Linked DNA regions of Homo sapiens: region 2 is linked to region 1. Evidence: chromatin contacts called from ENCODE Hi-C or POLR2A ChIA-PET data. All regions are on one chromosome and are shown on one strand. The core of a region is the stretch at or near the end of the contact, and the rest is flanking DNA. Distances in the headings are between cores, read along the strand shown.

What was found. Hi-C counts contacts between places; a loop is a spot of excess contacts on that map. ChIA-PET counts read pairs that join two places held with the same protein, here RNA polymerase II (POLR2A). Pooled maps may share reads with other maps.
Region 2: a loop to region 1 is called in a map with no recorded cell type, with 14 times the contacts of the local background. The contact joins the enhancer-like site here to the promoter of PLSCR1 in region 1. A Hi-C loop is called at or near these places in 1 of 37 single-sample maps with no recorded cell type and 1 of 50 pooled maps. POLR2A ChIA-PET finds 5 or more read pairs at or near these places in 1 of 52 experiments (activated T-cell).

The regions. Positions count from the first base shown.
Region 1 is chr3:146,543,045-146,546,948 of GRCh38, forward strand. It overlaps PLSCR1 (phospholipid scramblase 1), which reads right to left and starts at 1,563. Exons shown (of 9, transcript NM_021105.3): 1 at 1,423-1,563. RefSeq lists an enhancer at 1,413-1,892.
Region 2 is chr3:149,244,035-149,248,192 of GRCh38, forward strand. It overlaps the pseudogene CPHL1P. Among named protein-coding and RNA genes, the nearest start is that of CP, 24 kb to the left of the region's middle. Within about 2 kb of position 1,842, at least 7 of the 41 ENCODE cell types and tissues checked have a DNase peak (open chromatin) inside an H3K27ac peak, as active enhancers do.

The DNA of each region.
Region 1 (3,904 bases), core at 313-2,812:
CTCAAATCAACTAGTCTATGGAGGTATGGTGGGTGGGGTGTTGGAGGGCATCATAGATAGAGGGAACTCCATAGGTAGAATTCCTGAGCTGGAGGAACGTCCCTCATTCAAGTAAAGGAAGACGAGTGAGGTTACAGAGCAAAAGAGGGAGACATTCTTAGAGATGAAGATGGAGAAGTACATAAGGGTCTGCTCACACACATCTGATGTCTCTCCACCTGTATGTACTCTAAGCTCCTTTACAGATCTAAAGGCAGTTTGATCTATAAACCAGCTATTTTACATGCCACTTTTCTATCCAATTGCATAAATCCACTCTTTCCCTTTATATGTCTTTTTCATTTCCCCGCATTTTCTCATTGTTCAAAGCCCTACTATTGTTGTAAACAGGGTGGCATTAAGACAAAGGTTTGCTCTTAGAAAAAGTTCAAGAAGGGAGCCCCCAAACTGTCTGACACGTTTAAGTGTCACTTGTAGTAACCATGTATCTCAATGTGATAAGCCAGAAAAAACAACGACTGCCTGTTCCTGGAACTGGGAAGTGGCCATGCCAAGACTTCCAGGAATAACAGTGCATGAATGAAACCACCTGGGAACCAGAGAATCAGCTTGGAGAAGCAGGAACTTTGTCAAATATTTAAAATAATAAGAGCTAACTTTCACTGAGTACTTTCTGTAGCGCCAGGCACTGCTCTAAGAATTTTACATTAATACTCTGTAGCTCATTTAATAGTTACACAATTTCAGAGATGAGGCAATGGAAAGAACATATATAAGAAGAAAGTGGCTGACAGTCCACAGACGTGAAGCAGTAGAGGCCGAATTTAAAGTCGGGGAGCCTGACTGGAGCTAATGGTCTTAGGAACCGTGCTAGATACCGCCACTATCTTTCCTAAGCTGGTATTGTAGAGGGCCTAGCATAGATGTGGGCTCCGGCGGACTTCATTGAATACTTACTGATAAATGACAGCTTGCAGGCTGTATTAACCATTCCTTCTAATAGCCCCACTACGCTGGCACATGCTCCTGAGCCCAGACTCTACCCAGGATTCAGGGCCGCTCTCTACCTGTAAAGCAGTGTAGCTAAGGGGAAGCTGAGCCCCGCAAGGCGTTTTCAGGCAGGGCACCCCTTGTCATTCGAATGGTTCTGGGGTGAGCCCGGGTGCCGCTGGGCCGCCTGGGGCCCCTTGCCGTGTACCTGCTCCACTTCCAGGGTCCCTTTCAGAGGCCTCTTGCATTTCTGGCCCCAACCTTCACCCCACATCCTCCACCCCCAGAGCAGCAAACACAACCTGCGGGCCCTCGCGCCGGTTCCCCACAAGTTGCCCTCCACACCTGACCCCGGCCCTGGCCCCAGCGCAGGCTCCGCGCAGTTCCCGCGCCCAAGTCCCCAGGAGGCGGCAGAGAAAGCCGCCCGCGCACCTCTGGCTGCCGCTGTTTCCGCTCCCGAGCGAGACAAGGTCCAGAGAGCCGGGGCCAGGCGATGGCTTCCTCTTCTGCGCCTCTAGACTGCCGGGCACAGCTGCTGCGCAACCTTCTCAGAAGTCAGCCGGAAAAGGGTCTGGGAGTAACCTTTGCGCCAACACCCGCGGCTCCTGGTTTCGTTTCCTGAATCTTACGTACACAACACGGTTTCCTTTTCCCGGTTCCCGCGCTGGCGCTCGGGGACCCACGAGACTACTGGAGGGTGAAGGAGCTGGAGGAGGGACTGCGCCCACCCCCTGGTGTGAGGCCCCTCCCCTACCCCCGACTTGCTTTCTTGCTCATTGGAGAGACTCCAGAGACGTTTGTCCGGTGGTTAAGGAGAGGAACTGGGACTCCGACACTAACTGGAACTGGAAAGTCATCAGCTGGGGAGTGGCCTCCCCCGGGAACTTTCTTTACTCTGGCTTTGACCTCCATCCCTCGGAAGCCCGTGGCTTTTCAAGGCGAGGGAGTAGAGGCAGCTTAAGACTACAAATGAGGAGGGGCCAAAATTGTTTTTCTTTATGGTGCCTTTTCTTTCTTGCTGTCTTGCTCTTTCTTTCCTTCTATTAAATTATGTGATATTACTTTTTAATTTTTAAGCAGTTATTTGAATGTTTTCGAGCTCACTTTATTTTTTTATAAATATTGTTCCTTTTTAAACTAAAATAGTTTTTATTCTGTGTATTTAAGTTATTTGTATGACATATCCATCAACTCCTATAATTACACATTTCCCCCCTTGGGGCAAGAGCAGCTATAATCTACTTATTTAGCATAAATCCTGAATACCACTATCATTAACTATAGCCCTCATGTTGTACATTAGGTCTTCCCATTTGTTCATCCTACGTGTTTGTAACTTTGTATACTTTTACCTAAATTTCCCCATTTCTCCTGACCCCACTCCAACCTGGATGACCCTGGATAAACCAGTGGTCCCCAACCTTTTTGGCACCAGGGACCAGTTTCACGGAAGAGGATTTTTCCATGGACCAGGGCCGGGTGGCAGACGGTTTCAGGATGATTCAAGCACATTACGTGTATTGCGCACTTTACTTCTATTATTATTACATTGTAATATATAATAAAATAATTATACAACTCACCATAATGTGGAATCAGTGGGAGCCCTGACCTTGTTTTCCTGCAATTAGAAGGTCCCATCTGGGAACGGTGGGAGACAGTGACACCAGAAGTGTGTTGCTTATGTCCAGTCTACTCCGTAATCTTGTTTTGGTTGCTGTCACTGCAGAAAATCCTGCTTCACAAAGATAGCATGTTGGAAATGGAAGCAGACTCTTCAGTGCTTTTGTGGCAATCTCAGGATATCCCACCTTGAGTTTAATCCAGAACATGGGATTTGAAGCTGTCTCAAACATACTTTTAAGGCCACCATCATTTGTGATCTCAAGCAATTGATCCTCTTCTAGTACGGACAAAATCGATTCACCTGACTTACTCACAAATGGGTCATGGATACATTCATTCCCAGTTCAGGGTTCTTTTGTGGTTGGGTAGTAATGCTCGAACTCTTTTGAAAGCTAAGATAGGTGATCATGCATCAGCTGAGAGAAAGAAGCTGCTGGCTCAGTCTTCTTCAAAATCTCTGCTAATGTTTGAAACATGTCAAAAATCTCAATGTTCATTCGTTGCCCCCATAATTCCAGTTTGGCTTTCAATGCAACCAATTTATCTGCTTCCTTGAACACAGTTGTCCTTCTCTCCTGAAGCGACAAGTTGAGTTCATAGATCGAGTTGAATACATCACACAAGTAAGCAAGTTTTGCAACCCTTTCTGTGTCACTGAAATGTGCCGCCAATGGTGACTGATTTTCTAAAATAAATCTCTGGAGCAGCTCTCATAATTCAAAAATTTCAGCCAGTGATCTACTTTTAGAAAGCCATCTCATTTCTGTGTATAAGAGAAGACATGCATGCCCAGTGTCCATCTCCTCACAGAGCTGCACAAACAGATGTGAGTTAAGAAAATGTACTTTAATGTGGTTGATTATTTTTGTCACATCCTGCAAAACATTGTTAAGTTCAGGTAACATTTTTCAGCTAGCCAGCATTTTTCTGTGGATGACACAGTGCATAGACTCACATTCTGGTCTCTTTGACCAGAGTAGTGAAACCAGAAAGCCATCCAGTCATGGCAGCCACTCCTTCCATGCATATACCTACACAAAATAACCAATTCAGTTTTCTTGATATGTAATCATTCAAAGACAAATAGTTCTTCAGCTGTGGTTTTGATTGGCAACAAAAATTCACATAATATATCCTTGTGCACATCTTCCTGAAAAATATATCACACACAAAAAAGCATTGTTGCTTTGTTGTCAATATCAGTAGACTCATCAACCTGGATTGCATACCAATTGCTAGAGAGGATTAATGGTGACTCATTAATCCTCTCTAACAATTGTACCTCGAT
Region 2 (4,158 bases), core at 592-3,091, 2.7 Mb after region 1:
AGAGTATGGCTTATGATAGAGACCATGTGGCCTGCAAGCCTAACTTCTTTACTATCTGGCCCTTTGCAGAAAAAATTTGCTGACCCCTGGTCTACATGATCCATACCAGTTATATGTAGTTGAATTCTATAAACAGTGTGGAGCGAGGCCCTTTCATCTGTTTCATTTGTGCAGAGCAACCTGTGGGTTACCATTGGTGAGTCAGTGAGTGAATGTTACCGTGCATTTGGTTGCTGAGTTGAAAATTATCATTTTCCTTGTCCACTTTGTTTGGTTTTGAAGCATAGGTGTTGATACTGTCTTCGAAGTACCAGGATTCATTCTCATCAAATATCATGAAGTGGAGAACACGGTGAACTATGTTGGGGTTGATGTCTTTGCGGCATACAGAGAGAGGGCCTACCAGTCCACTGTGAAGGTCCTGAGGAGGCAAAGCAAGATCGTTCACTGTGGCCACAACTAACATTTTCCCCCACAAAATAAAAGAGGTAGAATCCGGTTTTAGTTTTTAATGAGGTCAAATCCTGAGTTTTTAATTATCAGGATTCTGAGAGTGAAGAACAAAATATTTGACATGCTCAATGTTTGATTGAAGAAAAATTGTAACCTCATTCATTAGAGTTGAAGTCTAAAGAGAACACCAAACCTCTGAAAGGGATTTTAGATACATTTTTCAGTGGATTTAGCTCTATTTTTGACATTTTAATAAAAAAAGAATTTTGGTTTTAATTAGAATTCCTGGCATTGAAGTTGGTTGGCAGGAAGTCTAAAGGAGTTAGTCCCTTCACCTTTGTGCTTTTGCCCCTGCAGCAGCTTTTAGTTGAGAGTCTTGGTTTGTTTGTCTTCATTTTGTTTTTGAATTAAATCTCTGTGTAGATTCTTGTTCCAGGCAGAGTGGGCCAAGATAAGAGTTCAAATAGAATACTTGCACTGTTTTTTTTTTTTTTTAGTGCAAATAAACTTGAACCCTATAGTTGAGGGTTTTAAATATAAACACACACACACATACACCCCCCTACACACACAATATGTATATATATATTTCTTATTAATCATAGAATTATACCATTCTTTATTTATGATTACTATTGTTACTATTATTATTATTTAGAGACCAAGTTTTGCTGTGTCACCTAGGCAATGGAGTGACCATAGCTCAGCATAATCTTGAACTCCTGGACTCAAGCAATCCTCCTACCTCAGCCTCCCGTAGCTAGGACTACAGGCATGTGCCACTGCGCCTGGCTAATTTTAAAATTTTTTGTATAGACATCAGCCACCACATCCAACTGAATTTTAAAATTCTTTAGTGTATGTTGTTTTCTGTAATTCGAATACTATTCAGTGGAACAAAGTATAGTCTATTATTGTATAATTAGATATATTTTTCAATTCACAGTGAGATTATGCAAAGAATTATAAGCCTAAGTAATCATGAGGTAATAGTTTATTTTGCTCTTGAAAAATGCAGACCAATGTAGGAATAAAAGCTGAACAGTAATTAAGTTACTTAATAGAAAGTTTACATGGAACTAAGGTTCTTAAGAGCAATGATAAATACCTTCTTCCTTCCGTTATAATTTCTGGGAGGAGATAGGATAAGAACTGTTATTTGATTTAAAATTTACCTTAGCCACAGATACAGTTGAATAGTAAAACCAAGGTATGCATTCAAAGTCCAGTGAGGTAGGACCAGTTCTATCAGGTATCTGCCAAGTATATATTTGAATCTCTCCTGAAATAGACAAATGAAGTGTATTTAAATAGAGCTTTTAAAATCAGACTTCTTTACGGAGAACCAGACAATGAGCAAACACTAAAGCTATAAAAATAGTAGGCAGCATAGTCCTAGCTTTCACTTCTGGTTTCACTTCTTGCTTTGTGATCTTAGTCAATGTGGCAATTACTCAATGTGACAAAGCCTTGAATCCCTGCTCTGAACATTCCAATGTGTGGATCACATGTACCTCCTCCCTGCCCTCAAGGCTGTGCATATTAGTCCTATTGGATCTTAATTCTATATTCTATATTGCAGTGAAGTTCTTTTGCTCCCTCCCCACCGTAATTCTGTATCTCCCACTTCCACAGATCCATGGGAGTTATAGTCCTATGACATTAACCAACCCCACCTCCAGCTCCCAAATCTGTAACAATCTACTTAGCACTAACCCTTGCCTTCCAGTACATCACACAATGCCTGGCATACAGCAGGTAGAGTACTCAGAAGTGTTTGTGGAATGCATGTAGTAGATCCTTTCTTAACTAATCAGAGCAGTGGACTGACTTGCAAACTCCCTTGATATGAGACTTAACAGACCACAGGACTGCTTTTAAAAACAAAAAGAAACATTTCGCCCACCATCAAAGTCTATTGTCAGTCCCTCTGCTTTACAAATCTTTTCTTTCTGAATTTGGCTTTCATTGATACTCTTAATTTCCAAAACTACTTGTTTTGGTGAGCAACTATAGTGGACATTCTGATGCCACCCCTAGATTCCCAATCAAGAATGAAGAACATTTCACTCCAGCAGGCGTCAGCCTCCTTTAGAGAGAGCCTTGGCTGAAGAAAGCTACCTTGCTCAAGATTGCATCTAATGACTGCTTCAGGGACATAACAGCCCAGCTCTCTCACTCCAGCTTAGGAAAGCTGAAGGTCACCCTATCTTCAGAACTGTGTTGGCTGTGACTTCTGTTGAGGCTGCATCTCTGCTTAACCTCACTCCCTGTCCAATCCTACTCATTTCTCATTCTTTCCATATTAGTTGATTCCAAGAGCACTATCTACACACAAATCCTCATATCACAGTCTGCTTACTGGGCATTTTTAAGTAAAATATATTAATGTTCTTCTGAGTTAATTATGTTGAATGGCATGCTGTATAGCAGTGATTCCATTCCACGGAAATGTTAATACATGGGGTCCATCATTTCCTCTTATTGGCTCAATCCTCCCCCACTTTCTCACATATTGCATCTTGTACTCAACTCCTACTTTAGCACTTTAGTTGGAGAGATTGTATATAGTATAAGAATACCTGGCAGCTGGACAGGTACAGCGGTGGGAGGGAGGGTGGACCTAGAGGAGAAATTCATACACTGGGGAGGTAGGCCCTGAAGACCAAACCTTCACTTCACAGTTTTGCTCATGGTGCCCCAGCCTGGAAGTAAACTTGACTTGCAGAAGGAACTCCCCCGCCAAATGCTTTCTTCAGGCTCATCTTACTAGTCCACTCGTCTCTCTCATCTGGAACTGCACCCATATATTTAAAAGAACATTAGCCTCGTAGTCCTGCATAAAAGCTTTGGGGATTATTTTTCTCCCAAAGTAGTTACCTGGCTGAGTTGGAACAACAGTGGAATTATTTGTTTTCACTCCATGAGCATGAATAGAATACGGTCTTGCGGCTTTATTTTTAAAGATAATTTGAATTATTTGACCAGGGTTGAGCAATATTAATGGACCTAGGGAATATAAAAAGAAATATGTCTGAGTAATTGTTATTTATTTTAAATTATGAGTCATCTCTCTTCTTATTTACACAGTGACTTATTCTTATCCTTTTACTTAACATGCAGCCAAATGAAATAAAAACATTTAACAAGTAGATCATTGCTGATTTATGAAACATGATTTTTGCCTGAAATTTTTAAATCATTTAGAATTTTATGAGTTTTTTTTTTTTTTTTTTTGCCAGAAAACTTATTTTAATGAACAACGGTTTATGCCTAGGAAAACATACAATTTAAAAATGAAACCCTTTCTTTTCTTTCTTGACCAATCTCAACTTTCAAGCCTTTTATTCCCTTGCTCCTTATTCTACTGGAGGATTGCAAGGAGCTGCAAGGCCTGTTTATTGACCCAAAGTGATTTTCTCTCTTACAGACTAAAAACCTTCATTTTACTCTCTCTCCCTTTCATCCTAAGCCAGAAACTACAGGTATAAAATTCATTTTAAATCTTCTTTCTATTTGGAAGCAGGTTGAATTAGTGGCTCTGAAAAATTCTGAAACACAGGTGGTTTTGAGATGAGATAAGCAGCAAGAACTTTCTGCAAACTTGTGCTACAATTACTAAAATTAGAGCCCTGAAGATGCCTGCTGGAGGCTAAATGCTAGCTAAAGACAGGGCCTCTTTGCTCCCTGTGACCATTTCACCTC